Linked DNA regions of Mus musculus: all the other regions are linked to region 2. A link is a loop called in an ENCODE intact Hi-C map of the cell type or tissue named here. Cell type or tissue: heart. All regions are shown on one strand. Each heading gives the region's core, and the rest is flanking DNA. Links, peaks and the distances in the headings are about the cores only. Region 1 has its middle 43 kb from the start of Nyx. Region 2 overlaps Cask (calcium/calmodulin-dependent serine protein kinase (MAGUK family)). Region 3 holds the start of Gm34661 (a long non-coding RNA gene).

What was found. A loop is a pair of places that touch in the nucleus more often than their neighbours do. Peaks named below come from ENCODE experiments on the same cell type or tissue, not always from the same donor. Only the 100,000 strongest peaks of a DNase experiment are listed, where the experiment ranks them.
Region 1: it touches region 2 in a loop (4-fold over the local background); 3 of 42 quality-filtered maps call a loop at or near these places.
Region 3: it touches region 2 in a loop (2.5-fold over the local background); 2 of 42 quality-filtered maps call a loop at or near these places.

The regions. Positions count from the first base shown.
Region 1 is chrX:13,498,995-13,509,048 of GRCm38, forward strand. No RefSeq gene overlaps it. Among named protein-coding and RNA genes, the nearest start is that of Nyx, 43 kb to the left of the region's middle. In heart, for the core only: a CTCF peak has its summit at 4,618 (motif pointing left); DNase peaks (open chromatin) are centred at 4,227 and 7,527; H3K27me3 peaks cover 1,099 bases.
Region 2 is chrX:13,616,642-13,626,695 of GRCm38, forward strand. It overlaps Cask (calcium/calmodulin-dependent serine protein kinase (MAGUK family)), which reads right to left. Exons shown (of 27, transcript NM_001284503.1): 6 at 9,554-9,656; 7 at 4,009-4,184. It also overlaps a transcript of Gpr34 not described here. Among named protein-coding and RNA genes, the nearest start is that of Gpr34, 11 kb to the right of the region's middle. In heart, for the core only: no CTCF peak of the experiment used is centred there; a DNase peak (open chromatin) is centred at 5,020.
Region 3 is chrX:13,346,787-13,356,840 of GRCm38, forward strand. It overlaps Gm34661 (a long non-coding RNA gene), which reads right to left and starts at 918. Exons shown (of 3, transcript XR_386903.3): 1 at 599-918. In heart, for the core only: no CTCF peak of the experiment used is centred there; no DNase peak of the experiment used is centred there; H3K27me3 peaks cover 4,832 bases.

The DNA of each region.
Region 1 (10,054 bases), core at 1,071-9,070, 120 kb before region 2:
GGACGGTGGAGTGTACATTAGGGATTTCCCCTATGACTGCGGTATATAGGAAACAAAGAGCTGAGCTAACCAGGAACTAATACTGGGGTTGGGTTGAGGTTTTGTCTTTTCCTGCCTATTGTAATGCTAAGTGTGAGCCCCCAAGACTTGGAGTGTGCATGTAGCCCCTAGGCCCCCAAGTTAATTCTGATTGGTGAATAAAGATACCGACAGCCAATAGCTGGGCAGAAGAGACATTGGTGGGGTTGACATTTTACAGGCAGAGAGAGAGAGAGGGGGGGGAGGGAGGGAGAGAGGGAGGGAGGGAGAGAGAGAGAGAGAGAGAGAGAGAGAGAGAGAGAGAGAGAGAGAATGGGCTAAGGGCCAAGAGAACATGGCCCAGAGGGCTGCCCAATTGGAGTTAAGAGCAGTCCAGATGGCACATAGTAAATAGTAATTAATAACTTGGGGTTATTAATCGGAAGGTAGATTCTAACAGCACGGAGAGTAGGCAGCTGCCCAGCTATTGTGCTGCTTAAGATAAGGCTGTGTGTGTCTTTCATCCAAGAACATAACTGGTCTAAGGTGGGGAAGAAGCCCTGCCTGGGACTTTTAATATTTCTACTACAGGGTTGGCCTGTACCATCTATAAGGCCTGGCCTTAGTGACCTACTTCCTCCACCCAGGCCCCACCTCCTGAACAATGGTTCCCAACCTGTGGGTTGTAATCCCTTTGGGGTTGCGTATAATGTATTTACATTATGATTCATAACAGTAGCAAAATTACAGTTATGAAGTAGCAACAAAAATAATTTTATAGTTGGAGGTCACCACATCATGAGGAACTGTATTAAAGGGTTGCAGCATTGGGAAAGTTGAGAACTACTATAAGGTTTTATAGCCTTCAAAATACCTCCACAAGCTGGGGATAAAACTTGAATCATTCACCATGCTGAACACACAGCCTTGTGGCAAGTGGATGTTTATAGATCAAAAAAAGCAAAAAGCAATTCCAGCCTAAACCTCATAGTGTGTACAAAAAACAACTCAAAATGAATCATTAAATTATAAATAAAAGACATTTTGGAACAATTCTTAGAGTCGATGTCAAAAGAATAAACTGATAGATTCTCATCAAAATTCAAGTGTTATGCTGCAACAGGCCATGCATTTAACATGGATGCATAAGTTACAGGGCTGGTGAGATAGCTCAGCATGTAAAAACACTTATTCCTAAACCTGACTTTAATCCCAGGGACTTACATGGCAGAAGGAGAGAACTGACTCCAGGGAGTTGTTCTCTGACCTCCACACACATGTCAAGGCATGCATGGGTCAACACATACACAAAACAGGCAACAGACAGACAGGCAATAAATTACAGACTGCAAACCACATAGCCCACAAAGGGCCCTCAAAACTCAACAGTGAAAACGACAATAGTGCAGTTAGGAAATGGGCAGAAGTCATAGACAGACCTACATGCAGAGATGGAGAACAAACATATGCAAAGACACTCGGCATCACCACCCAGGCTAAACCACAGTGAGATAAGTCAGTATGGCAAAAATAAAACCCAATGATGACACCCGATGCTGGTGGCTCACGTATGAAAGTGCAGCTAGCCATTCTGGAAGAAATGTGGCAATTTCTTACAAAATCAAACACACAACCACCATGCAGTGTAGCACTTGCACTCTTGCCCCTTCATCCTACTGAAATGAAAACTTACAGTCACACGTGGACCTACATATGAATAGAATGATCATAGCAGTTTGACTCACAATAGCCAAAAGAGGGAAAACCAGCTAGATGTCTGTTCAACTGGCTACCAGTAAAGGTTAATTGCTGAACTTTTTTTTACTTTTCTACTTTTAAAGAATGGCTTAAAATTAATTTATGGTTAATAATATATATTATTTATTCTTCAAGAAGCTTGTGCATGTATACAATGCATTTTAATCATATTCACTCCTCACTTTAATTCAAACTCTTCCCAGACCTCTCTCACTGTGTCCTGTCCTGATTTGGTTTCTATTGCTGTGATAAACACCATGACCAAAAGTGACTTGTAGGGGGCGGGCAGGGTTTATTTCAGTTTACATAGTCCCTCATAGTGGGAAGTCAGGACAGGAACCCAGGGCAGGAATTGAAGCCATGGAGGAGAGCTGCTTACTGGTTTGTCCCTGGTGGTTTTCTCAGCTTGCATTTTGTACAACCCAAGCAGACCTGCCCAGAGGTGGTGCTGCCCACAACGGGTTGAACTTTCTTATCCCAAACAATAATCAAGAAGATGCTGCACAGATTGGCCCACAGGTCAATCTGATGGAGGCATTTTCTCAGTTAAGGGTCTCTCTTCCCAGATGACTTTAGCTTGTATCAAGCTGACCCTAAAAAACCCATGAGTACAATTAGTGCTGCTTATGAATGTCTATAGGGCCATCCAATGGAGCATCAGGGGCCCACCTACCTGAAGAAAACTGTTACCCCCTCCATCAGACAATAATTGCCAATTATTCCTTTGACACTGGTGAGCCCTTCCCCCATTCATGCTCCATGTGTATACACACACAGGTGCACATGCTCCTGGGAACGGAGCTCAGGACCTTGTACATATCCATCCCCTTCCTCCTCCATCCCCTGCTTCTTTTTGGTTCCTCTCAGCTTTCATGACATCTGATTCCCCAGGCTATGCATTTTGCTGCACTGTCATGATTTGATTTCTCTGTATTTGCACAGAATCCTATTGTATGTCTGTAGCACACTTTCTGTCTCCATCCATCTATCATTATGAGGAGTGCAGCAGAGATGCACATGATTGTCTTTCGAGATAAGCAATCAACATCTTGGGGACTTCAGCTCAACTTCTTTGCAAAACCCTTCAGCTGGGTTTGCTGATGGCTTGCTTACACCCCCTCATAGGGGTCATAAGACCCTCACCCAAATATCCAGTGGCTCCCCACCACCTGGCACGTGCAAGACTCCCCTAATTGCAGGTGATCTCAGGGAGGGGCTAGAGTATATATAAGGATGGAGTTGGGGACACTAGAGAAGGAGGACTCCATCCATGTGGCTCTAGAAAAGCCCTCATCCTGTGCCTGGTTGTGGGGAAGGAACACCCACACCTCTGTAAATAGCTCCTCACCTGTGCTCTGCAACGAAGCCCATGAAGCTCGTTGGTTTTCCAGAGTGAACTTCAGGGGAATCATGTCTCTGTCATTGAGACCGTTGGAGGAGGGGTAGATGTTGCCTAGGTCTCCCCAATGGAAGGAATTCTAGCTCTAAGCAATGATGTGAATGAGCAAGAATCTCCAGTGGGTGATATACATAGCACTCCAGGTATACATACAGTGGATCTATAGTTAGTTGTTAATTCTATAGTTTAGATGTTTGAAGAACCTCCAGACAGATTTCTTAATGGCCGTACAAGTTTACACATCCACCATTATTTGTTGTCAGTGTTTCTTGGCGACAGCCACTCTGACTGAAGTGAGGTGGAATTTCAAAGCAGTTTCAATCTGCATGTCCCTGCTAGCTAAGGATGTTGAATACTTCCCCATTTATTTACTGGCCATTTGTATTTCTTCTTTAAAAAAAAAAAGTTTTGAGACAAAGGCTCACTATTCAGACCAGGCTGCTCTTTAGATTGTAATGTTCTCACCCCATCCTCTAACGCCTACACCTTTTCAATTCTCTCTCTCTCTCTCTCTCTCTCTCTCTCTCTCTCTCTCTCTCTGTGTGTGTGTGTATGCCTGCGTGTTTTCTTTTTCTACATTTCCCTTTCAAACGGCTAGGTGCATATTTGGGCGTCTTGTAAAAGCACTTGTCCTTTGGAGGCTGCTTTCCTGATGCCCAAATCTACCAGCACACCTCTGGGATTTCTGATCGGGATTGCAGAGGCACATCTCCTGTTTTCTGGCTCCCCTGGTACTTCGATGACTAAGACAGCAGCTGCAGGCGCAGCCTTCTGGAAAGACAAAGACAGTGTCATTTGTCTCCACCGCCTGCAGTGCTGCGGCTCCTATTTTCCTCATTAGGAAAATTCCTTTCACTTCAAGGAGCTGATGTGAGGAGTGAAGGGGAGAACTAGCCATGGAACCCTTTTTCAGAGCCAAAGAAAAATGAGTCACTGCTGGAGGCTGGATGGCACTCAGCTGAGGGTAACATAAACTCCAGCTCCAGAGGCTGAGATGCCCTAGAAGTTCATTTCTTCCTCGTGATGCAGTCCACATCTGTGGGAGTGTATGTGAGGACCTGCAGGATATTAAGTCAGACAGAGGAAGCCAGATAGCACATGATCTCATCCGCACAGGGAACCTGAAACAACTTGAGACCATAGAGGCAGAGAGTACAAGGGAGGCTGTCTGCAGCTGGGGCACGGGACATGTTAGTACACACATACACACACAGGATGGATAGGCCTTCCTGGACCGCATGGTGACTCTAGTTAGCAATACCACTTGGTTGAAATTCCCTGAGAGGTTTTTGAATGTTCTCACTAGAGAAGTGATCCATGTGGGAGCTAGAGAAATGGCTTAGCAGTTCCGATCACTAGCTGCTCTTGCAGAGAAGCTGCGTTCCCTTCCCAGCTCTCAACCATCCATAGGTCCATTTCCAGGGACTCTGATGCCCTCTTCTGGCCTCCTGTGGGTATTAAGCATGCACGTGGTGCACACACATATATGAAGGCAAACCCACTCATACACATAAAATAAAAACCGAATACTTCTTAAAGTAATTAATCTGTGAAACAACGGAGAAAGAGCTTGATTTAGGCATTTTACAAATGCATGCATAGGTCAAAGCATCATGATGTACACCATAACTTCAAACAATTTTAATTTGCTAATTAGTGAGTATCCAAGGGCAGAGCATATAGCTCAGTAGTATTCACAAGGTCCTGGATTTCATCCCTACCACCCCATATCAAACCAAGACAAAACAACTCCATTAAGTTTGGCAGGAAGTCTGTAGCCTATGTGGCACTGTACTACAAAGCTCAAAAAGAACCACCTCTCTCATAAGTTATCCATCCCAGAATGTTGTTCTCATTCTCATAGCTGTCTCATAACCCAACAGGGCTGCCAAAGCACCAGCCATCACATAGTGTAGTCAGAAGGAGGAAGGAAGGAAGGGAACAAATAAAAATATTTTTTCTATCAAGAATATTTTCTGGCTAGGCACGGTGGTGTACACTTTTAATCCCAACACTAGGAAGGCAGAGGCAGGTGGATCTCTGTGTGTTCAAGGCCAGTCTTGGTTTCAGGACAACCAGACATACATAAAATAGAGGTCCTGTCACAAACAAACAAAAACAAGGTATAAACAACCCCTAAATATGTATATATATCTGCTATCAGAACTCATAGGTTATTAAAAAATCCCAGTGTCAGGTGTGGGATACTTTATTGTGGAACATTAGTCAAGAAGGTCTTAGGGGACCTCAAAATGACACAGGGTTTTGTCGTTGCTCTTAGTTGCCCATAGAACGAGATGAAAATACCACACACAACAGCACGCCCTCGGGTTGCTAGGTGGAGAGATAGTAATCGGGAACTGTGCTGAAAGCAGCCTTTCCCTTGCTAGTTAACTTTCACGGTGCAGGAAGGTGCAGTGTAGGCTGCCAAGGGAGAAAGGTCATCAGCAGGCTTGCCCAGCTGTGCGCTGTGTAAGCTGCAGTGCCAACTTGACACCAAGAGGTACCACTAGTGCAATAGTGGCACAACAGCTTCCTGGAAGAAGTTATGCCTGCTACTGGAACCCTGGCCCAACCCCCATGGCTCCAGAGGCCATAAGCCCTAATGGGAAGTGAGGCAGGAGTCTATTACTGTTCTGCTAGTTGGACATGATGCCCAACTGCCTTCCAAATATGTTTACACCCAGAACTTAGTGTTGCTCTCAGCCTTGGCCAGGGAAGCTTCTGTTTGCTGTGGGCAACAGTTAATGCAGAGACTCATTACTGGTCAAAGTGCTCAGATGTCCCCTGCCCCCGGGGCTCAGGGAACACAGCAGAAGATGAGATTGAAAGAATGTAAGAGCCAGAGGAGGAAAGGGGCTGCTGTGGAATTCTGCCTTCTGGACATGCTCCCTGCACAATAATGGGAATTTCTTAAGAATTCCATTGTGGCCGGGCTGTGGTGGCGCACGCCTTTAATCCCAGCACTTGAAAGGCAGAGGCAGGCGGATTTCTGAGTTGGAGGCCAGCCTGGTCTACAGAGTGAGTTCCAGGACAGCCAGGGCTATACAGAGAAACCCTGTCTCGGGAAAACAAACAAACAAACAAACAAACAAACAAACAAACAGAATTCCATTGTGGATTGTAAGACTCCACCCCCTCCTTGAGAGCTATAGACTGTAAATGGTTATGGGAGGCAGTGGTGTAGCCACAGGTAAGTTGCTTTTGTGCAATTAAATACCCGCCCCCCATGCCCATGCCCATGCAAGCCAAGCTAATTAAATGTGTGGGACACACACTGAGACATGATGTAAGGAGGGAGACTTGAGAAGAAATTGCTTTGGTGGGAAGGGAAAGGGGATAAGAAGGCAATGGGGTAAATAGGATCAAAGTATATTACAGATGTGTACAAACTTGTGAAAAAGTAAATATGTGAATGGTATTTCTTGTCAGTTCCCTACCTCCCTTCATTCATCCCCCATTTGACCAAACACAAAGACACTGGAGGCTGAGACATGTTATATCTCCAGTGGAAGGGGAGGGAGATACATAAGCCGAAGAGAAACGAAAGTCTGTATGTTGCAGCCCAAACTCAAGTTGCTATTGTGGTAGGAAGGGGGCGACTGCAGAAAGAAGGAAACTGATACATCTTGGTGGGTAAAGGAGGAAATGAGAGGTTTGATCTTCAGGTTCCAGCAGGGACCCAGCAGAAGATGGCACTACCTGGCCAAGTCAACAAAAATATGAGCATGTAAGAGCTGCCAAGATGGCTCCATTGGCAAAAGCACTTACCAGGGAAGCACCAGGACCGGTATTCGATCCCAGCACCTGTGTAAAAGTTGGACACAACAGCATTGGGGAGGCAGAGACAGGATGACGTTACTTGTCTCAAAAAAAAAAAAAAGGCAGACAGGTTAGCAAGATGGCTCATTGGGTAAAAGTTCTTGCAGCATGCAAACATGGCTGAGTTTGCCTCCCAGAATTCATGGAGGAAGGGGAAGAGCTCTGACTCCCAGAAGTTGTTGTCCTCTGATTTCATAAGCACACAGTCCCAGGCATAGCCGCCCCACTCCCGTCCCTCAAACAAATAAATAAAATGGAAATGAAAAAATAAAGTGGAGAACGATTGAGGTAGATACCCAGTATTGACCTCTGGCCTATATATGCATGCACATATGCAAACACATGAGCACACACACACACACACACACACACACACACACACACACACACACACACAAGCACAAGTTTGTTTCTACTTAATGTAAACCTTCTCTGGGGTCATATCTGGCTTAGAAGGAACTTTGCCTTGACACCCTGCCTTGGCACGAGTAAGTACAAAGGCAAGAGGCCTGTCTTTGTCCAGCCTTCAGGGCCCCCACTTCCCGCTCTAATACAATGCTTCTTCCTGTTTGTTAGGCATGCTCTGCCTACCCCCTCCTCCCCCCAGCTGCAGTAGTTCCTTCTAAATGTTCCCCAGGTCCTAGCCAGGAAGGGATACTTCCCCTATTCCCATGGCTACTTCTTGTACCCTATGAGGGACATGAAGCAGGGGAGAGAAATAGAACCCCCACCCACTGTGTGTGTGTGTGTGTGTGTGTGTGTGTCTGTCCATGCACCAGAGTGTCATTCCTTAGATGCCATCCACTACTCTTTTGTTTGAAAAGGGGTCTCTCTCTCTCTCTCTGCTGAAACTGCCCCACCCCCATTCCAAACAGCCTAGTCTGGCTGGTCAGAGCACAGCAGTGCTTTGCCTGTCTCTGCCCCCACCCCAACCAATGCCGGGATGACAAACGCATGCCACCATAGTTTGGTTTGGTTTGGTTTTGCTTTGCAGTGGATTGTGGTGATCGCCCTCAGGCCATCTCTCTTAGAAGCATCTGTATCAATTCCAACATCTCAGTTTCTGTGTCTTACAAAGTGAATGTGGTGATGATACCCACCCTTCAGGACTGTTTGGAAGATATGACGGTACCTGGCTCAAAGTGCTTTTCTCTTTGTAAATAATGAGTCCCCTGGGTAGATGTGCTGGTGTTATGTGATACTATCCCTAGAGAGATATGAACAAATGCCTACTCACCCAGTTTTATTGGGATTACTAAGAGGAATATGGGTGAGTGGTTACTTACAGGAGCAGATATGACTCAGGCAGCTGCAGCATCGAAGTCTACCCTAGCACAGGTGACATCTCACAAAAACTCAAATTCTGTATCACAGCACACAACCTGAAGGAAGCTCAATAGGTCAGAGTAAGGAGTGCCCTACAGCTCACAGTGTTTTCTCCTCCCCTCCCCTCTGATTCCCCTCCCCTCCCTTTCTCTGCCTTCCCTTCTCCTCCCATTCCTTCCTTTCCCTCCCCTCCCCTTCTTTCTTTATTTTTAAGACGGAGTTCTACTCTGTGTACTTCAGGCTGCCTTGTACTTGTCATCCTCCTGCCTCAGTTTCCTGAATGCTAGGATTAGATATTATGTGACACTACATGTATCTAATCTAAGGGTTTTTTCCCTTTATTTTTAAGTTTCAGTTTTATTATACTCATTCGTGTGTATATGTGGGCATGAACATGGCATGGTACCATGTGGAGGTCAGAGGACAACTTTTGAGAACATTTTCTTTGCTTTCACCATATGGGTCCTGGGTATCGAGCTTGGGTCATCAGGCTTGGTGGCAAGTGCCTTTACGAGCCATATTCTCAACTGTGCTTAGCTTTAAAGAAAGAATAGCTGTACATATTTATGGATGAGATTTCAGTACATGCACATACTGTGCAATGATCAGATCAATGTAACTAATATATCTATAACTTAGATATCTTTGTTGTTATTCTGGGAACACTCAAAATATTCTCTAATAATCAATTGTCCTGAACTACAGTCACTGTATCACAGAATATTAGATGTTATTCTTCCTCCCCAACAGTAACCCTGGACCTGGTAGTTTCTATATATTCTTTCTATACTTATTTTTTTTTTATTCTAGAACACAGATGTTCTACTCCTAGATTGCTAATAATGTTTGTCAGGAATGGGTTTCAAACATAACCAAATAATGCCATTGGCTTCTTATTGAGATACGGATTTTCTGTTAAGGCAGTGTATTTAAAAAAGCCTTTATTGTGTTAGAAGATCCTCATAATCTCAATAACAGAACCAGAAAAAGGAACAAGGTACTTTTGTTAAAATGGGGAGCAAGACAGTGGTAAAGAATAAAGACAGAGACATGATTAATGTCTTTGGATGAACACTTACATAGTAGGAAAATGAGTATGTTTGGACTCATGCCTATCAAAACCATGAGACAGGCCAGGAGCAGTGGTGCATGCCTGTGAGAGGCCAAGGTGAGAAGAGCTCTGGTGTGAGGCTAGCCTGGGCTGCATAATGAGTTCCAAGGCACTCTGAGCTACACAGTAAGACCCTTTCTCAAAAAAGAGAAAGAACAAGGAGCTGGAGAGATAGCTCAAAAAATTTGCTGGTATTTCAGAGACCTGAGTTTATTTCCAAGTACCTGGGCAACTTACAACAGTCTGGAACTCCAGTTCTAGAGCATCCAACACCCTCTTCTGGTCTCTATAGGCATCACCACACATGTAGACATACACACACACATACACACACACACACACACATCCACCCCCCCCCCCCACACACACACATATAAAAAGAAAGAAAATTATTTTGGGGGGGTGGGTTTCAAGACAGAATTTCTCTGTGTAGCCCTGGCTGGGCTGTCCTGGAATTTGCTCTGTAGATCAAGCTGGTCTTGAACTCACAGAGATATGCCTGCCACTGCCTTCTGAGTGCTGGGATTAAGGGCTGCATCAACATTCCCTACTTAAATACATCTTTGTTTTTGATTTTTGAGACAGGGTTTCTGTATGTAGCCCTGGCTAACCTGGAACTC
Region 2 (10,054 bases), core at 1,006-9,005:
TAGCCAATTCCACTTGTACACTACTCAGTGAAGTCCTTTCTTTTAGAGACGAGACAACTAATTCATGTGGTAAAACTGAGTGAAAGTAAACAAAAAGAATTACACGTTTTTCAAGTCTATTGATAATGGATGTGTATCTTTGAGGGAAAAATTGGAAGGCTCCTGGGAAAGAGGACATGTCTAAGGCCAGAAATGAGAAAAACACTCAAGGAAATTGCTCAGAGCTTGGAGCTGGGAAGGGAAGTGGGAACTGAAGGTAGTGGCAAAAGGGGAAGTTGCCTGACTGAATGACCATATGGGAGTTGCCTGGTACCAGGGGCTTCTTATAGTATCCAGCTTTTGTAACTGTTGCTATTGTTTGTCAGTGTTGGAGACAGAACCCTGGTCCAAGTGCTCTGCCAAGGAACTACATCTCTGGCTCAGTGTGCTGACCTTAACCATTTAGAGATCAATGCCACCTCTTAAGAGAAAATGATGGAGAATAAATATAATAATTTAAAGCCAAATGAAATCACAGTACTTGCATCACAGCATAAAGGAATCATTCCAGTTTGGCCAAGGGCTAGCAACAGACACCAAGCTTTGGCTCAGGTGAGGCTTTGAACTTACAGATGGGGAGGGCAAAGCATCTGTATGCTAGGGAGAGCTCTTACAGTTGGACAATGTTCTAGTTTCCTTTTCTTAGAGGCAAAATTACTAAAGCAACCACTTTCAGTTGTTGAATCTCATGCGGTAACTGGCACAAGACTGCTTAAATATTGTCATTCTATTGGAATTGTGGTCAATGGACCTTTAGATGCTCATCTTTGGTACATGTGTTGCAATGTCTGAAATGCATGGTGGTGACTGATTAGCCACTGCCTAGATAGTATGCTTCCTTGTCCCCCAACCCCCAACTTGTCACAAGCTAGAGTTATTCAGGAGGAAAGCTCAGTTGAAAAAATGCCTCCATCTGATTGGCCTGTAGGTAGGTCTGTGGGATTTTCTTGATTAATGATTGATGTGGGAGGGGAGGGCTACATCTGGTAGTCCTGGGTTGTATTAAAAAAATCAGACTGGCAAAGCACAAGCCCATAAGCAACATTCCTCCATGGCCTCTGCTTCATTCCCTGCCTCTAAGTTCCTGTCTTGGCTTTCCCCAATTATGGACTGTAACCTATAAGCCAAATAAACCCTTTCCCTCACAACTTGCTATTGGCCATGGTGTTCACAGCAGTAGAAACCTAACTAAAACACCCTTCTTCCCTGTCCTGGGCCTCATGTGATTTCATTGAGCTTTTCTTACAAATGTCCAAGATCAGGATTTTACTGCTTCTTTTGGTAAGTACCATCATGGTGTTGAAATGATTTTTTTGAGATGTTTTAGAATAGCATAAAAGTGCGTGAAATGCATAACAAGATTGGTAATATATTAAGTATTGAAGCTGAGAGCTTTCCACTATCCTGTGTGTTTGATCATTTCCATGATAAAGAAGCATCAATGCATACTGATAGAATCATATCACACTATATCAAAAAAAAAAAAAAAAGAAAGAAAGAAGAAAGAAGAAAAAGAAAAGAACAGAAAGTCAAGGCCCATGAAGTTCATAGAAGTGGCAGAAGTGGACTCCATGCTTTAAACTGCTGCTGAAGACCTGGGCCTTTTGTAAAGGAAACCATGAAGACAAGCAAGAAGAGAGAAAAGCTAAATAAAATGGGAAATAAATTCTAAGATGCAAGGCTGCAAACCCTTGGTACAGAAATCATGGTATGGCTGCTACCTTATCGCTTCCTAATAATATTGCCATTATTTGCTAAGAATAGGAAATTTTAAAATAACTTAATTTTTAGACAGTACAAGCAGTCGAAATTACTTACCAAGGCATAAAAAATAAGTATTCAATGCTTTAAAAATAGACAAAATCAAATACCAGACGCTGTTGGAACGAAGCACATTGCCTTGGAAACCAGGAAGTAAGCAAATGAACAAACACAAAGGAAGAATTCTATTGTTAGCAAATGCTTATAACTCAAAAAGGCAGGTGGGAGATTTTTATCATGTGGTAAGTACGCCATCAGCTGCTGAGAAGACTGACTAAAGTGCTCAGCTAAAGTTCAGGTCCTGCTGCAGATGAAGTACTGTCTGCTGCTATGCTTAGTAACCTGTGCTTGACTTTGTTGTTTCCTTCCTTATGGTATTTTTGAAACAGAGCCTCACTGTGTAGCTTTGGTTGGTCTGGAGCTTGCTATGTGGCCCAGATTAGCCTTAAACTCATAAAGATTCTCCTGCCTCAGCTTCCCAAGTGCTGTGGTTAAAGGCATGCACCACCATGCCTGGCCCTTCATTTTCAACTGAGTTTCTTCCAATACATTAGCATGTGTAATTTCATTTGATTTGGTAATATTTGACCAGAAAGCCCAGTCTTTGTATTACTGGTAACATTCACAATCTCCCAGGATAGGAGGGGGACCATTGCTTAATAAGCAATACTTTAAAAGTATTACTTTTATTTTCTGGTCAACTGACTCTAAGACAAGTAGAAAAGCATATACTTACAACTTCTGTTTCAGAAAGATACCGTTTGCTCTCATGAGTGGACAGTGCACAAGGTAAACTAAAGTATTTGCCATTTTCACCTCCATGTGCTTATTTATAGTTTAAAAGGATAAGGCTGTAACTCTGAAACTACCTTTCCATATGATGGGCTGGAAAGAGGGCTCAACTGTTAAGAGTGAATACTGGTGCTGCAGAGATCCTGTGCTTAACTGCCAGCTTTCACATGACTTGTCTAACAACTACCTGTAATGTAACTCCAGCGCCAGGGAGATCTGATGTCTCTGGCCTCCACTGGCAACTATTCTCTCTGGTGCCTATACCCACATGCAAACACAAACATAGTTAAAAATAAAATAAATCTTAAAAATTATAACATTACTGACAAATAGAAAAGAAATGTTAGCAGCTTCACAGTTTGGGAGTCTAGTGTTATATAAATTTATATTTGGTCTTACATTATCAGGCATGGCCAAAAATGAAGCAATGATTCAGTTGTATAGAAAGTATGAGCTTCAGTAATAATGGGGGGGGGGTTCCCCAGCATTAAGTGCCACCAGATACACACTATCACAGCTCTAGACCTTACCAGATATATGTATTGATACATAGTTAGAGTAAGATGGGTTGGGACTGTGAATGGACCTTCAGCTTATTTATTTCTGAGAGTCCTTAGGGCTTTTTTGATATAACTCTCCATAATGTCAGTCACAGCATTGATTTTTAATAATGAAAGCAGTAATCTAGTAATTACAAGACAGTGATAATATTTCAGGCTTTTGATGCATAGTAGCTAAGGAATATGAATGTGTAAGTCATATCAAAATGTCCCTAAGATGGGACTGAAGAGGTGGCTTAGCTCTTCCGTAGAACTCGAGTTTGCTTCCTATTATCCGTGTTGGGTGGGATCACTACTGCCTGTACTCTAGCTCCAGGGTCCCCAACATCTCCTGCAGACTCTTGCATTCACATGTACCTACCTACATGCAGACATATACACAAAACTAATAAAAAAAGAATTCTTTAAAGAAAGTACCTGTGAACTGTTATTATGAAACATGTTGTAAAGCTCACATGTCAGTTCACTCTGCAATATAAAGACTTTTTTGGCTATGATGGTGGAAACTTAAAATTAAGATAAGAAATGACTGAAAAAGTACCTGAGTGAAATTTCCATTTGAGTGTTATGAATTAAGAAAAAAGCTTTAAAAATGAAGGGCTTTAAACTATACAAAAAAGGCCCACAGAAGTCTGCTGCTCATTGAGTTGAGCTCATGGTGACTCAAACTTCCCAAGACCCCACTGTGCTTCACAAGGCTACTGGGTCCTGATGGCAACACAGACCTTTGCTCTGGCGGGGTAGGAATTCAGGCAGTAGTAAGTTAATGAGCAAAGACAGACAACAACTTCAAGACAAGTACCTTTCTCAGGATCATTTAATTTGTATGGAAAATAAAATGGCCATAGTCTATTACCTTATATTTTCCTTTAATAATGCCTTCAAACAATCTTTCCTTGGTTCCGTAGAAAGGCAAACAGCCACTGAGCAGGATGAAAAGGATCACACCACAGCCCCAGACATCCACAGGCTTTCCGTAAGGCTCTCTCTTGACCACTTCTGGGGCCATAAAGTGAGGTGTTCCAACGCGGCCTGTATTTAAAACAGCAACATTATGGAAAACTGATTTTGTGAAATCTGAAAATTAAAAAAAGCAGTATCAGTCTGGATAAAAAATTTACCAATATCAATGTTCTAGTACTTCTTTTCCCTTTCTGAAAGGAATTCATAGAAAGCAAAAATAGTTTATCTGATCACTGGGTCAGAAAAGACTGGGCCTAGAACAGGACTCTGGTCCTCTTTTTTGAATTCTGTATGTTATATAGTAGGTCTTCTATTTCTTGCTCCTTGAAGAATTTTATATGTTCCTATTTAGAGCAGAGGAAGGGGAAGAGTGAGTTGGCCAGTCTGTACCTGTCCTAAGGAGAGGCAGGGGCAGGAAGAGGGCATGCATAAGTGAACAACAGTTTGATGGCAAAAAGATGACTTTTAACTGCCAAGTTCCTAGGTCAATCAGCAATTCTCAGTGGCTACTGGAATGGGAATACTTAGCTTATTCCTAATGTAAACATTTGAAGGGAATGAGAGCATACACTAAAGCAAAATCAGGAACTCCCGCCCACGCAATCCTCTTTGACTCTCATGTTCTTTAAAGCGTTTTCATATTTTCCTCCCTCTCTTACAAAAACCAGTTTTCTAGGAGGAATGTGGTTGGAGCTGCATGTACACTATAACCATCTTTCACTGAGTAGCCTTGAGGTAGTCTTTTCCTCTGTGGAGGAATAAAAGGCTTCAACTGTGCCGGGAAAGGACTTTGGGACAGGCCACTGCCTAACCAACTTGGCAGCTCGTCTACATTCTGCAGGCCCAGCCCTGCCCTTCCTTCCTCTGTTTTTTGACCATCTGCATGACTCTTATGCTCAATCCAAGATTATTTTTACTTTGGAGATTGTAAAATACTTTATCTCACTGTGGTCCTGTGTTTAAAAAGAACCTAAGAGACCGTTTAACCCATCTATAGAGAACATGCTGCCAAGGCCTGTTGATGGTTATCAAATTCAGCAGGGGTGGAGAGGCTAGTTAGCTCCTCAATTTGGATTACAGGTGCGCCTCTACTGCAGGTCACTCTGTGTTCTCTCCCACTTCTTTTTTTTTTTTCTATTTTTTTATTAGATATTTTCTTCATTTACTTTCAAATGCTATCCCAAAAGTCCCTTATACCCTCCCCCGCCCTGCTCCCCTACCCACTCACTCCCACTTCTTGGCCCTGGTGTTCCCCTGTACTGAGGCATATAAAGTTTGCAAGACCAAGGGGCCTCTCTTTACAATGATGGCCGTCTAGGCCATCTTCTGATACATATGCAGCTAGAGACATGAGCTCTGGGGGTACTGGTTTGTTCATATTGTTGTTCCACCTATAGGGTTGCAGACCTCTTCAGCTCCTTGGGTACTTTCTCTAGCTCCTCCATTGGGGGCCCTGTGTTCCATCCAATAGCTGATTGTGAGCATCCACTTCTGTATTTGCCATGCACTGGCATAGCCTCACATGAGACAGCTTAGAATGGGGAACAAAACACCCATGGAAGGAGTTACAGAGACAAAGTTTGGAGCTGAGATGAAAGGATGGACCATCCAGAGACTGCCCCACCCAGGGATCCATCCCATAATTAGCCACCAAACTCAGACACTATTGCATATGCCTGCAAGATTTTGCTGAAAGGACCCTGATAGAGCTGTCTCTCTCACACTTCTGAAAGGAAGAGATTAAGCTCAGGATTCTAGCAGGGAAAATACCTTCACTCAAAATGTACAATGAGAACTCAGCATTGGCTATAAGGACCTGATGAGAGAAAAAATTTTTTTGATTGTCTGATTTTGTTTCTTCAAGCAGCAAAATTGATTTTATAGTATTGGGAACTGAACTTCCCACTTCATTGGCAGCTTCTGTAAGGCAGGGTCCCAGGAAAATAAACATTGTTTTGATGGACAGGGCAGGAGCTACGAGGAGTAAAAAAAAGCAGGGCGAATATCTCAGGGTACCATTTGAAGTACAGCTACCAGAACCCATTTGGTACCTGCTGAAAAGTTCAGATGGTACTTTGACACGCACCTCCTACGACTTCCTACTCAGGCAGAGTGACTCATTGTGGGGGGCCTCCTTGTGAGGAATAATCGAAACCTCCACAGTCAGGCCCAGCCATCCTAAAGAGGCTCTCTCCATCAATGTGGTCTCCATTAATATGAATTGAAGCATGCCCCCACTATGAAGAAATTTATGCTTTTTCTTCAGGAAGATGTGTACTTTGAGTTCAAAAATTTGCTCAGTGGTGACAGATAACAGTGGTGGCTTTTTAATGTCAAGAACATCAGTAGAATGTGAAAGACTTCACTAAACCCCTTGTGTTTGCTACTAATTTTCTTCCTCTCCTCTCCTCTCCCTCTCCCTCTCCCTCTCCCTCTCCCTCTCCCTCTCCCTCTCCCTCTCCCTCCCCTCTCTTAACCACTTGACTTTTATGACTTTGATCACAAAATTCTAAGAACAGGAAACCAATTACCAAACCAAACATGTAACTTTTTGAAATACCTCAGAAAGGTACATAAATATTTAAATGCTAATTTCAATAAAATAATAACCCTTGCCTCAAACTTCAGGGAGGGAGTTATTCTGAGTGGTTATGTTTTTAATACTTTAGGATTTGAATGTTCATACATACAACCACTGTTATCTTCTTCATATGTAGGTTTTTTGTTTTTGTTTTTTTACAATTTCCTCACTAGTTTTTCATAGGCTGTTACACAGCATTTAGCCCTTTTGTGGTGACTTCACTTGTCACTCTGGCTATCAACAAAGGAACAATGCTACAGTCCAGATTCTCTCAGGAGCTTCACAGGTATGTAACGATGAACCTCTGTGGTATCAGATGGCTGCTGTGCATTTTGTCACCTGGCTTTCCTTTTCTTTCTTCTCACCATGCTTTCTCAAGTCCTGGCATGTCTTGATTTGTTGCTTATAATCTGCTACTGACTGGAAAATGGCTAGCCACTAGTCTTTCATTTAAACATTTCTAGAGTGCGTGCCAGGACCTAGGCACTGTGATAGCTGGGGCAGATATTTGGAGGGATGAGCCATGGCTCTCCTACCACTCACTCTTGCCTTTGCTGCTATTACATGTTTGATCACATTTTGTTAGGAAGTAAGCAAGCTAGATAGTTCTGGTTAGATGGAAGAGGGGATAGGTCATATAACTAGGGCAGTTATAATAGGCTTGCTTTTAAAAGGCAATAATTGTTAGCTTAGTCTTCAAGCAAACACCTAAATGCGACAGATAAAATGACAATAGGCATTCTAAGCAAATGGAATAGGAGGTGCAAATTATGAGGGGACACAAATCTATACAATTTAATGAAAAGCAGAGGAAGGCAGTCTCCTATGTATGTAGTTAGTTTTCAATGGAGAGGACTTTTTAAGGGTAACCAGTTTTACTACACTGTAATTGTTTTCTACATTGTATTCAGAGTAAGTGGATTCTCTAAACAGTTGAATGTTAGATAGGGGAAATGCAATGGAGTTACATGGTTTTGGTATGTAGAACATGTAAAGGAAGATAATCTTTTTCTCTTTGGAAGCCCAGGTAGTCAAAGATTCCAATCTACAGGAAAAGAGCTTTCTGTTCCAAAATTGATAAATATTAGTAAAATTTCAAAAGTACTTTAAACAGAAGAAAAGCTTTTTTTCCTATGGAAAATCATGTATCTCTTACCTATTCACATTGTGTTTTTTAAAGTACTGTAATCTTTAAAATAGTTATTTGAAAGGTATATGGAAAGGTACATTAAGAAATGACAATATTTTAACTACCAGAAAGTACTTTAGGACTAGGGTGCAGCTTAGCAGAGTCCCTGCCTAGCATGTCCAAACCCTGAGTCTCACCCCCAGCGCCAACAACTGGGTGTGATGGTGTATCTGTAATCCTACTGTTCAGGCATGGAGTCAGGAGGACCACAAGTTCAGATCTTCAACTCTTTAACAACTTGGAGGCCACTCTGGACCATATAAAATTCTTTCTCAATGTAAAATAAAACCTTTTTAGAGTATAAAAATAGTAATTTTTGAATAATGAACATGTGAGTTCAATATTGTTGAAAAAATAAAAATTAGAGGATGAGTTTATAGTCTTTAGGAAAAGAGGTGAACATGGAGGCAAACTTAGTGAATCTACCCCCATCAAGATTTGTGAAATAGTCTATGCTACAATGAATATGAACAGAATGGAGATCCAGAGTAACAGACACAAAATCATCTTAGCATATAACATAAAAGGACTGTGGCTCATTTTCTCTTATTCCCATGTTTACAGGAAATACTTAGCTAGAAAAGTATGTAAGATTAGATCTTAACACAATTTAATCTCAGAGAGCAGTGTGGCAGAGAGTGATTTTTAAAATACAAGTATAATTCAGGCTCATTTTTCAGAAGATGGCCATTGTTATTACTGCTTGATGCTCTAGCCACAATCAAATTGAACGAACTATCTTGTGAAACAGACAGCTATTTTAAAAGTTAGGGTTTGGAAAGCATTTGAATTTAACATGAGCATTTGTTTCATTTTCTTTTATGGGATAGTATCTTGCTAGGTTCTCAAGGCTGGTCTTAGACTCAAAGCAATCTTCTTGCCTCAGTCTCCTAAGCGCTGAGATTCTGTGTGTACATCACCACACCTGGCTTAACAGAGGTTTTCTGAAGGTTGGCAAATTGACTTGAAGACTCTATGCTAAAGGATATGCTTCATGAAGTTTTGATTCCTCGTGAAGCTGTTAGTATTCGGAGCACTGCCTACACCAGCAGTACAGAATGGAGAACTGCAATTTGCAAAACTAAGAAATAGAAGTAAACCCTGGGCACTGCTGTGGTCTGAATTCTGGAAAAGAATTCATAAAAACTCTACAATAGTGGAATCTGAATTAGCATCCACTTCTGTACTCTGGTGAAAAATTTCACTTTCTACTATGGCACAGGCATTTTAAAATCATGTTTTGTTTTGGTTAATGAGAAAACCAGCCTTGTTATTCTTTTCCATTTGCTCTTCACAGACACATAGGCTGATGACTTTAGCAGGCTTCTTTGATATATAGAAAAAGGAAAATGGTAGGAAATTTAAGCTTAGGCATGCTGTGATCCTAAAAGGCAAACCCATTTATACTAGAGGTGACTTTATTTGTCCAGTTCAATTTCCAAATGGTAAGCTCTTTGTGCACTATGATTACAGTGCTCACTCTTCAGAGTCTCCGGGTAGTTTTCCATCATGATCAGTGTGAAATCCAGTGTTGACCATGGTTTTAAGGATGTCTGATCACATTTTCTACCACCCTGCCTTTGCTCGTTCTTTCCCAGCTATCCTTCCTTCCAATCTTCATACATACCACCCAGGTTTTGAAGGGGGAGCATGTTAAAGTGGTCTTACCTCCAGCAACAAGTCCAGATTCTCCTAACTGAATGGCCACCCCAAAGCCCCCAAGTTTAACAGGTGCCGAGTTTTCTTTTGAGGCAAGGAGAACACAGTGGGGCTGAAAAGAAAAAAAAGCAACAATCAAATCAAAGATAAAATTTAATGCAAAAGAGTTCAATTTGCATAAAACTAAATAATACAATATAGTTGTACTTAAAAACAAAACAAAACTTGGAAATTGGTTTGGCAAGATGGCTCAGAGGGTAAAAGTACTTGCCACCAAGTCTGACAACTTGGGACTCACAAAGTGGAGACTCCTACAAATTGCTTCCTGATCCTCTCAACCCTCCCTAAAATAAAAACTACATGTATTAAGACACCTATTATAAAAACAAATTTCAATTTTAAAAAAGTTTCTGAAGCTGAGCAGTGGTGGTGCAAACCTTTAATCCTAGCACAAGGGGGGCAGAGGCAAGCAGGTGTATGAGTTCCATACACCTAGGACTACACTGAGAA
Region 3 (10,054 bases), core at 1,340-9,339, 270 kb before region 2:
ACAAAACAAAGAAGTAAGACCAACGGAACAAAGAGATGCCCCTCCCCCCCAACTCTGGCTACCGGTGCCTGTGCTTGTTTAACAACTTCCAATCACACCGAAGGCTTAATGTTAGTTTGCAACCAGGATGCCGGGCTTCAACCTAAATTCTAACTCTCAACACAAATCCCCGAGGCATAGTAAAGTAATCACCCTTAATAGAAAGCTACTGGGGGAGAGAGGAGGAGGGGAGAAGGCAATGGGAGAAGGAAAGAGAGATAGGGAGGGGGGAGGGGAAGAGATGGGAGGGGGAACGAGAGAGAGCAAGCGCGCAAGAGCGCCAAGCAGTGACTGCGCAGAGCCACGCCCCAATCTGAATGGTTCCCAGCTCAGATAAGAAACCCCCACAGCTGAAGTCCCATACAGCCCCCTTGGAGAAACGGCCACTTCCTGTTTACTTTACTGCCTTCCAGCTGGGGGCGGGGGGAGCAGTGATGGAAGCCATTGCTTGTAGCTGTAGGGAAGAATCAAAACTGCTGGATCAGGGCTGCAATTGCAGCATTGCATCTCATTACTCTGCCCGCCCCCGGATAAGGCAGAGCTAATACCATAATAATACCAAGGAGGTGCGGGGCCTCGCGGCAGGTGCTGTCATCTAGCTTTGAGTAACCACGCAGTATCCTTCCGGGGGCAGAGATGGGGAACAGATGCCAGCCTTAGTTCGCCCCCACCTCTCAACTCCCCGCCGCATCAGGGCAGTGCTGCGGAGGCTCCATGATGCAATCGCAGCCATAGATTCGCAGCTCAAAGACTGAGTCAGGATTGGGCTTGGTTTTGGGCCCTCCCCCTCCCCTAGCTACTTCCTCCGAAGTATATCTCTCATCACTTGGGCTTTTAGGTTTTAGCACTGGACTGTCTGGTGCGGAGTAGTTAATCCCTTTGCATTGCTAATGCCTCTAAACACACCATTCTTTCCATCCCCACCCTGGGGCTCTTGGGAGAAAAAAACGATCCAATCCGAGGCCACGCAGCACTTCTGAGCAGTCTCAGTCGTTGAATGATCAGGCTAATAGAGCTTCTGACCTCAGCATAGGGATGCCTAAACTTAGTTGTGGCTCATGGGAAAAAACCATTTGCCAAGGACCCGACTCTGATCGATGGAGAGAGTGTCAATGGCTGTAGGTGCTTTGCAATGCAGTTTGGAGATTCTTTTAAGAAGTCAAGCACGAGGGGTTGTGTTGGCACAAGCCCCATTAATCCCAGCACTCCGGAAGCAGAGGCAGGCGGATCTCTGAGTGTGAAGTCAGCCTGGTCAAAAGAGAGATTTCCAGGACATACAGGGCTGTTTCACAGAGAAATCTTGTCGAAAGAAAGAAAGAAAGAAAGAAAGAAAGAAAGAAAGAAAGAAAGAAAGAAAGAAAGAAAGGAGGAAGGAAGGAAAGAAGGGAAGGAAGAAAGAAAGAAAGAGTCAAGCATGGCCACCAGTCCCCTAGGAAGTCCATTTCTAAGTATTTAGCCAAGAGAAATAAGGACATAACGCCCACCTGAACACTAGTACATGACTATTCCCAACAGTCTTGTGGATACTGGCGCCAACGTGGAAAGGTCACACTGATAAACTAACAAATGAATAAACAAAATTTGGTGTATGTGTATAACAGAAGGTACCAGGCATGGTGGCATGCACTTTTAATCTCAGCACTCAGGAGGTAGACAGGGTGATCTCTGTGAGGCCAGCCTGGTCTACAGAGTAAATTCCAGGACAGACAGGGCCACACAGAGAAACCCTGTCTCAAAACAAAAACAATGGCGACAAAAAAAAAAAAAAAAAAAAAAAAAAAGAAGTGCAAAATGTGGTAACCTATGCTTGTAATGGTGGCACTTGGGAGGCAGAGGAAGAAGGAATTGCCACAAGTTTGAGGCCAGCCTGGGCTATATGGTAAGACTTGTGTCAACAAATGGGGGGAAAAAGCTAGCAAGATGCCTTAAAGGGGTCCTGGCTTTGAGCTCCACCAACCACAAACAAATCAAAGGCAGTGTGGGTTAAGGTGGTTTGGAAGGCTGGACAAGATTATGCCAACTGATTGGATAATGAACAGGCACAGAGACAGTGAGAGTCACTACGTGCTGTCTGTGCTCTGGACGCTACTTACTCATGTTGACTTGGAATGTGAAATTGGAGTAGTTAGGGTACGGAGGGCTGAGCCAAGGTCATTTTTAAGAGCTGGGATCCACTCTAATGGGAATGTGGTTCCAGGATCCCATGACAATGACATAAAGAAAACAAGAAAAAAGAACCTGGTTACAACGTCATTGGTCAGGCAAGACAAAGTTGATTCTGGGGAGCTAGTGAAAAGGTCAGCTTAGGAACTTTGGGAAGGTCATGAAACACTTGCCCCTCTGGAAGGGCTAATATTTCTCAGACAACAGGGCAGAACCGACTTGTGGGTGGGGACACATTCTGCAGGACAGACAGACCGTTGCCCACTTTCAGTCAAGGGAAGTCCTTGTCATCTCATTCCCTAAAGACCAATCAGTTTAAAGGGTGCACTGTTCCGCCAATCATTGTGCCTAGTTGCTGATGCTCTATTCTGCCCCTGGAAACCATATAAAAACTTGCCGAATGGGTGCTGGGGGGTCACTGCCTCTCCTTCGGGTCTGGGACGACCCCAGTGCACTGCATTTTGCATTGATCGTGGCTCCACATGGTTCACTCTGGGGGTCCCTGGTAAGCTAAGGCTCCCTGGGAAGATGGCTCAGATGGTAAAGAGTCTGCCACTAGGGTAGCAGGACCTGCATTAGGGTTCCTAGAATCCCATCTGCCACCCTACCACTGTTGGAATGGAGACAGGTGAATTTTCAAAGCTTCCTTGCTAACCAGTCCAGCAAACTGAGGAGCTTAGAGCTGAATGGCAGGATTTGTTTAAAAAAGAAAGGTAGAAGGGATCTGGAAAGATGGCTCAGTGGCTAACAGCACTTACTGCTCTTGCTGAGAACCTCATTTTGGTTCTCAGAATCCATATGGCAGCTCACAACCATCTATAACTCCAGTTCTAGAGATCTGATGCCCTATTCTGAACTCTGCATAAGTGTGGTGATGCCCAGCCTGTACCAAATCCTTAGCTCCACATAAAATCTAGCATGGTAACATACACCTACCACTTGGGAGATGGAGGCAAGAGGATCAGGAATTCATCTCATCCCCAGCTACATAGTGAGTTCAAGGCCGGCTTGGATTACATGATACTCCATTTAATATATGTATGAAGCTATAGCTGTCAGTTCCACCTTGCATTGTATATACATGACCCTACTCTCAGTGCTCAAGAGGGAAGCTGAGGCAGGAGGATTGCTTTGAGTTCTAGGCCAGCCTTGGCTACAGCCTGTCTCAAAACAAACCAATAGGGCTGGAGAGATGGCTCAGAGGTTGAGAGCCCTGATTGTTCCAACAGAGGCCCAGAGTTCAATTCCCAGCAATCAATGTTGGCTCACAACCATCTATAATGAGATCTGGCACGCTCTTCTGGTGTGCAGGTGTACAAGCAAACAGAACACTACATAAGTAAATCTTCGAACACCAACAAAAAAGAAACAAAACAACAAGCAACCTTCTCCCTGGATAGCCTGAAACCATCTGCTTGATAACAGGGAAAACTTTTGGTTTTTTTTCCCCAAATTTCTTGAGCAAATAAAAGTCAGTCCTATAGAACTCAAATCACAATGTCTCTCCCCAAATAGAGAACAGACATCTATCTGGCCACTGGGTCTTGTTGTATTCTAGTAGGAAGAGGTGACGTAGAAGAAGTGGAAGGCTAAAGGTTGTCCCTTCTGGTTCCCAGGAATTGTCAACAGAAATCTGAAGGTGGGGCCAGGAAAGGAATGGCACCAGGTTCCAAGGCTACTTTTCTGGGCGTCTGGCCAGGGAAATAGGTGGAAAATTGAGTAAAGCGAAAGAGAAACCACATGCTGGATGTCTTTGGCCAAATTTTCACACTTGAGATTATGAGAGGACATTTGTCACTCACTGTGTCCCATTCCCACATGCATCTCAGAGCCATGTGGACTGTCTAGGAAGTACATGGTGAGCTACAGGAGGACAAGGCATCTTATCTTGAGTTGTCCTATGGTACTGTGTAGCCTGGATAGAGTTCTGCTCTGTCTAGATTTAGACAAATGAGAGAAAATCAAGCTACAGGCAGAGACTGAGGAGCACAGGAGACAAGTGCTAGAGTGTGGAAGCTCAGTGGGAAACCAGGCAAAGTCACAGGGATCTCAAAGAGCTTATAGAACACTCTGTTTCCTGTGCCTTAGGCTGATCCCTGTTAGAAGGGCTCCATTCACAGTGTGACTCTGAGCACTAAGCTCCCATGGACAGATTCAATTTTATTCCTGCAGGCCACTGATGTAGTCTTTGTAGGTCCCAGGCTGATAGAAGACAAGGTTCTTGCTCTCTGGAGCCACCCAATCCCTTATGCTAGGGTCCCTGCTGTAGCCACACCTACGTTAGGTAGAACAGATGAGTCAGGGCCATTGGTGGCTCAGAGGAGTTGCTGGCTCTAGACCAGAGGGCATGGGAGCAGTTCCTTTCCACTTCCACTCCACCAGGGTGGAATAGCCTAATCCAAGTACCAGCATGGCAGAGGCCTTGGGAGTGCTTGCACAGACACACCTTTAGGCCCAAGGGTGATGGGCAGGTCACTTTCATGGCTATGAACTGGACCAGGAGGGCGTGTTGGGTAATTAGATGAGGACACTTGATTTCCACACAACTTGTTCTTCCTGTCTGGGTAAGTTTAGTTTTGCCCTTGTTGTTACTTTTAATAGCACTTAGGCTTGAAAAGGAACGGGAAGAGAAGCAGTCCCTCTTCTTGGATGCAGACTGATGTTTGGGGATGGACACAGAAGGAGCTACTGATGCTATTCTTTCTGAGTTCCCGAAGACTACCAGCATTAGAAAAATCACCCTTGCTTTTCCTGTGATCTTATTTTCCCAATTGTCTAGAGATTTTTATGACTTGAAACTCTTGCCTTTTTTGCCTCTGCTCCCCCCACCCCTTCAGAGCTCTGCCACCAAGTTATGCCTCAGCCCTGTGTTTTGATTTTGAGACAGAGTCTCTTTAAGTTGCCCAAGCAGAACTTACATTCAATATGTAGCTCAGACAAGCCTTGAACTTGGAATCCTGAATGGCTCCCAAGTTTTGCCTGTGGAAGTTGTTCCTTCTAGTTATTAAGGGCAACAACTCATGGGAGCATTGCAAGTGTCTGTAATTTCATCCTAGCATCCCTGCCTCAAGTCTATCTTCTGTCTCAACATCTTACTCTGAACTCCATGCATGTCCATCCATCCATCCATCTATCCATCCATCCATCCATCCATCCATCCATCCATCAATTCACTTACTCATTAAGAAGACAGTTTTTGAGTACTAAGTACTACTGTCCTTTCTGACGCTGGAAGTGCGTCTATATATACAGAAGAAAACTGAGAAGAAATAATATGGGCATTTTGGCACAGAAATATAAGGGCAAATGCTGTGGACGCTGTTGCTGGCCAGCTCTACAACCCTTATGACCACCTGAGATCACTAGTTGTTGACATGTCACTACCTCCTGCCTCTCCCAGCTTTCCAGCTTGGGTGTCAATAGAGGACCAATGCTGAATGGTGTGTGTGGGGGAGGCAAGTTGATAGAGAGAGGCCTCGGTGGATAATTATTCCAAGCATTTTGTTCTCTATTAAGACAGTGTTTTTAATGAATGAATAAATTGTGTGTGTGTGTAGGGTAGGTATACATGAATGAGTGGGTACATTCATCAGAGGTCAGAGGTGGACATTAATGCCCACCTTATTATGTTTAAATTTTATTATTATTGTGGAGGTGGGTGGAGGTGTGGGCACACATGGCACAGCTGGCATTCAGAGATCAGAGGACAGCTTTGTGGATTTGAACTCAGGTCACCAGACTTATGGGGGCAAGTGCCTTCACCCACTGACCTTCATTCCAACACTACTTTATGTTTTAAGACAGGATCTCACTGAACCTGAAGCTCACTGATTGGGCTCAGTTGGCTGGCCAGTGAACTCCGAAGACTTCTGGTATTTACTTCCTGGGCACTGGGATTACAAGTATGTGAACACTTAGAGTTCTACTGACTGAGCTGTCTCTCCAGACTCCTTTTTATCTTCTTTTTATATTTTTGAGACAGTGTCACATAATGTCCAGGCTGGCTTTGAACTCTCTATGCAGCTCAAACTGGCCTTGAATGATGCTCCCTCCCCCACCCCCATGTCCTGGTGCTGTGGTCATAAATGTGCACTGCTATACCTGGCTGAGACAGTATTTATTGTTATTGCAATTACTGTTGCCTGCCATAAAAACCACCTTAACTTCTTTGTTCTTAACGTAACACTAACGATCTTAATTTCTTTTGGAGGGTATTAGGTTGGAACCCAGGACCTCACCTTTGCTAAGCCTATACTCTACTTCTGAGCTCCATGCATCCTAACAGTGGGACAATTCTGAGGTGTGTTCTATGCAGTCTCTACACTGCTCCCTAATAGGACTCAGCTCCGTGGAGGTAACCAGCTCATAAATACACCCTCCATTGTCTTTCCTCCCTACCCTGTCTCTCTTTTGTGTTTCCTGGAGTCATGTCCAGAATGAACCATCTGCTCTTCAAGCCTTTGAGTCAGCACCAGGGATGGGAGTGGAGGCTCTGTGAGCACAAAGGAGGTGTCTCCACCCAGATCTGCTGGATAGCAGGGTGTCACCAAGCAAAGGGCCACAGCCAAATTGGATTCGAAATCTTAGTATGGAACTGGAGAGATGGCTGAGCAGTTGTGAACCCTTGTTACCCCTGCAGAGGATCTGGGTTTGGTTCCCAGTATAAATGATGGCTCACAATCATCCATAACTCCAGTTCCAGGAAATCCAATATCCTCTTCTAACCTCCATGGGCACCAGGAACACACATTATGTACATACATCCATGCATGGACATATGTAAAGCAAAACAAAACAAAGCCCTAGTGTGTTAGCCATAAAGGAAAGAAAAAGAATTGGGGTCCAGGTCGAGTCACTAGCAAGGGGAGCAATGTGTGGATGTGAGAATCTAGAGGAAGACATGCTCCTTCACCTACTTAGCATAGAAAGAGATGGCTCAGTGGTTAAGAGCCCTTGCAGAGCTCCTACCTTTAGTTCCCAGGACCTATGTCAGAGGATTGCAACTGTCCCTAACCCCACTCCAGGGGATCTTTAGACAATATCCCAAATTGAATGTGTGGTTGTTTACCTCACCTGCTGGTCATCCTAGAGGACCCCCACCCTCCCGAGAGTGGCTCATAGAGCTGACAGTTATCTGCAGTTGGGCAAGCCCCTTGAACACAAGGCTTATTTTGTAAGAAAATGGGAGAATCCCTCATATAATTTGTTGACTACTATTCTTGTGACAAATTGAATGGCTGTGTAAGTTTACTTTTGTTCAAGACACAGAAGACAAACTGAAGCATCAGGGTTCTGGGCCAACCTGCAGTTCAGGACTGCAGAGTGTAGTTTACATATGTGTGCAAAGCGTAACTGGTGCTGTATGCTCCTTTGGTTTTGCTTTGTTTTATATAATGAAAATATGATTGTATTTTTAGGTGTATATATGTGTGTCTGCATGGGTTTATGTGTACCATATACATGCAGATGCCAGAGTGTTGAGTTTGGGGGTGTCCCGAGTCCACTCTGTCACAGTGCTCAGGCCATTCGGGGAGGCAGGATGCGGAATACAGGAGTTTTGACTGTGCTTATCACATGCCAGTGCCAGGCAGGTGTTGGGCTATGTGAAGCCACTGGACACTGCTCCAGGGATGGGGGTGTGTAGTCTGAGGTCCCTGGGGACTGCTGGAGCTGGCTCTGGAGTCTCTAGGCCTGCAGGGAGGCTGGGGCTGACAGGTTCTCAGACTCTTGAGGTGCTGCTGGAAGCCACCAAAGAGCTGAGAGTGGAGTGGGGGCCCACAGGCTGGATCTAGCCTAGGGCCAAAGGAGAAAAGAAGGGAGAGCTCAGGCTGGGTCCTGCGGGGAGGAGAGAGAGTCCTTGGCTTGTTCAGTGGGTGGCTTGGCTTGGTGGAGGCCATGGCTGGGAGCACTGAGAGGCCTCCTGCTGGAGATTAGGTGGCCGGCTCTTTAGGAGAAGGCCTGATCCATTGCTCCCCATGGCTGATCCCGATAAAAAGACACAGTCCATGGTTTTAAGGCATTTATTGTCATGGCGGAGAGTGGAGATGAATAAAAGTGTATCCCACTTTCTCAGGGCGGGCCTGAGGTTAAATACCTTTTACAGGGAGGAGTGTCTGGGAAGGGGAGTTTATTGGCTAAGCCTCTGGGCCTTTAGGTGCCTCATTAAAATGGAGATCTGTCTTGAGGCTATGTGACCACAGGTCACATCCTCTATCTGTAGAGGGGTTTGGGGTATTGCCATTACATGACTGATGGCCACAAACCTATGAAGAGCTGTGGCCTCCTGTCAGGAGCCTGGTGTCCAGGAGCGTGGCAAAACACCTACTGTTCCTTGCAGGGTGGTCTCCTGCAGAGTCACCGGAGTTTCAAGCCTGTGCTGGACCAGGGACCAGGCTGCCTATCACGGCCCTATACCAGAGGATGTAGAAACTGTAATTACTGTTTCCCTGAAGCTGTAATTACAGGTGGTTGTGAGGCACCTGATGTGGGCACTGGGGATCAAACCCTGGGCCTCTGCTGTAAGAGCAGTAAGCTAAATCTTCTCTCCAGCCCCCTACCCCCTTTCTGAGACAGGGTTTGGTTATATCTTGGCTCTCCTGGAACTTCCGATGATCCTCCTTCCTCTGCCTCCTAAATGCTGAGATTACAAGGATTTGGATTGAGTTTGCTTTTCTGTGTTTCTAGCCTCCTCTTCCCCCACTAAGATTACAGGCACATACCTCTGTGACAGGGTTTTGTGCTTGGGCTGGGGTTTGAACTCAGGTCCTCACGCTTGTATGCACACACTTCACCAGTTGAGCCATTTCACTAGTTCCTGAATTGTGTCTGTGATCAAACGTTTTCAACTTTAAAATCAGGTCACTTTCTACCTTGACACCCATTGAAAGGAAATAACATCTAATCATGAAATGCTGGCCTTTTAAGAAAAAGTTTAGATTTTTTTTTAAATTAAAAAGTATTTTACATTTGCCCAGTGGTGGTGGCTGACACCTTTAATGCCAACTCTTGGGAGGTAGAGGCAAGTGAGTTTGAAGCCAGAATGAGTTTCAGGACAGCCAGGGCTGTTGAGACAGGGAACCACTGCTTCAAAAGCCCCACCAAACCAAACCAAACCAACCAACCAACCAACCAAACATTTTACATTTATTTACTTACTATGTGTGTGTGCATTATTAGCACACGTGTTAGTGTGGAGGTCAGAGCACAACTTGTGTGAGTAGGTCTCACCACATGGATTCTGGGCCTGGAACTCAGGTCCTCAGGCTTGGAAGCAAGCACCACGAACCTGTTGTGCCCTATCTCCTAGATGTTTCTCAAATAAACGTAAAATATTTCCAAGCCAGAGACATGGCTCAGTTGGTAGAGTGGTTGCCTAGTATGCATGAAGCGCTGGGTTTGATGGCTAAACCAGTCATGATGGCATAAGCCTGTCATTATAAAATTTGGGAAGTTCAAGGTCATCTTTGGCTGCATGGTGAGTTCTAGGGTAGCCTGGTATATATGACACCTGTCTTAAACAAACAAAACAAAAGTATTTTCACTCCAAGTGGGGAGGGAACATGGATAAGGTAATTAACTGGTGGTGCGTGCCTACAGTTCTAGCCCTTGGGTGGCTGAAGTAGGAGAAATGTTATGAGTTTGAGAGAGAGGCCAGCATGGGTTACATATTGGGTACTAGGCCAACCATGTCTACATGGCAGAGACCATGCCTCCATCCCCAAATAAAATGTCTCTTGGTTCATTGTTTGGTCTCATAAATTTGGGGCACTAGGGATTGGGTTCTTGAAAAAAGGACTAATAGCATGAGGTGCTACCAGGTTGGTTGCACACTCAACCCCAAGCAATGATTCTT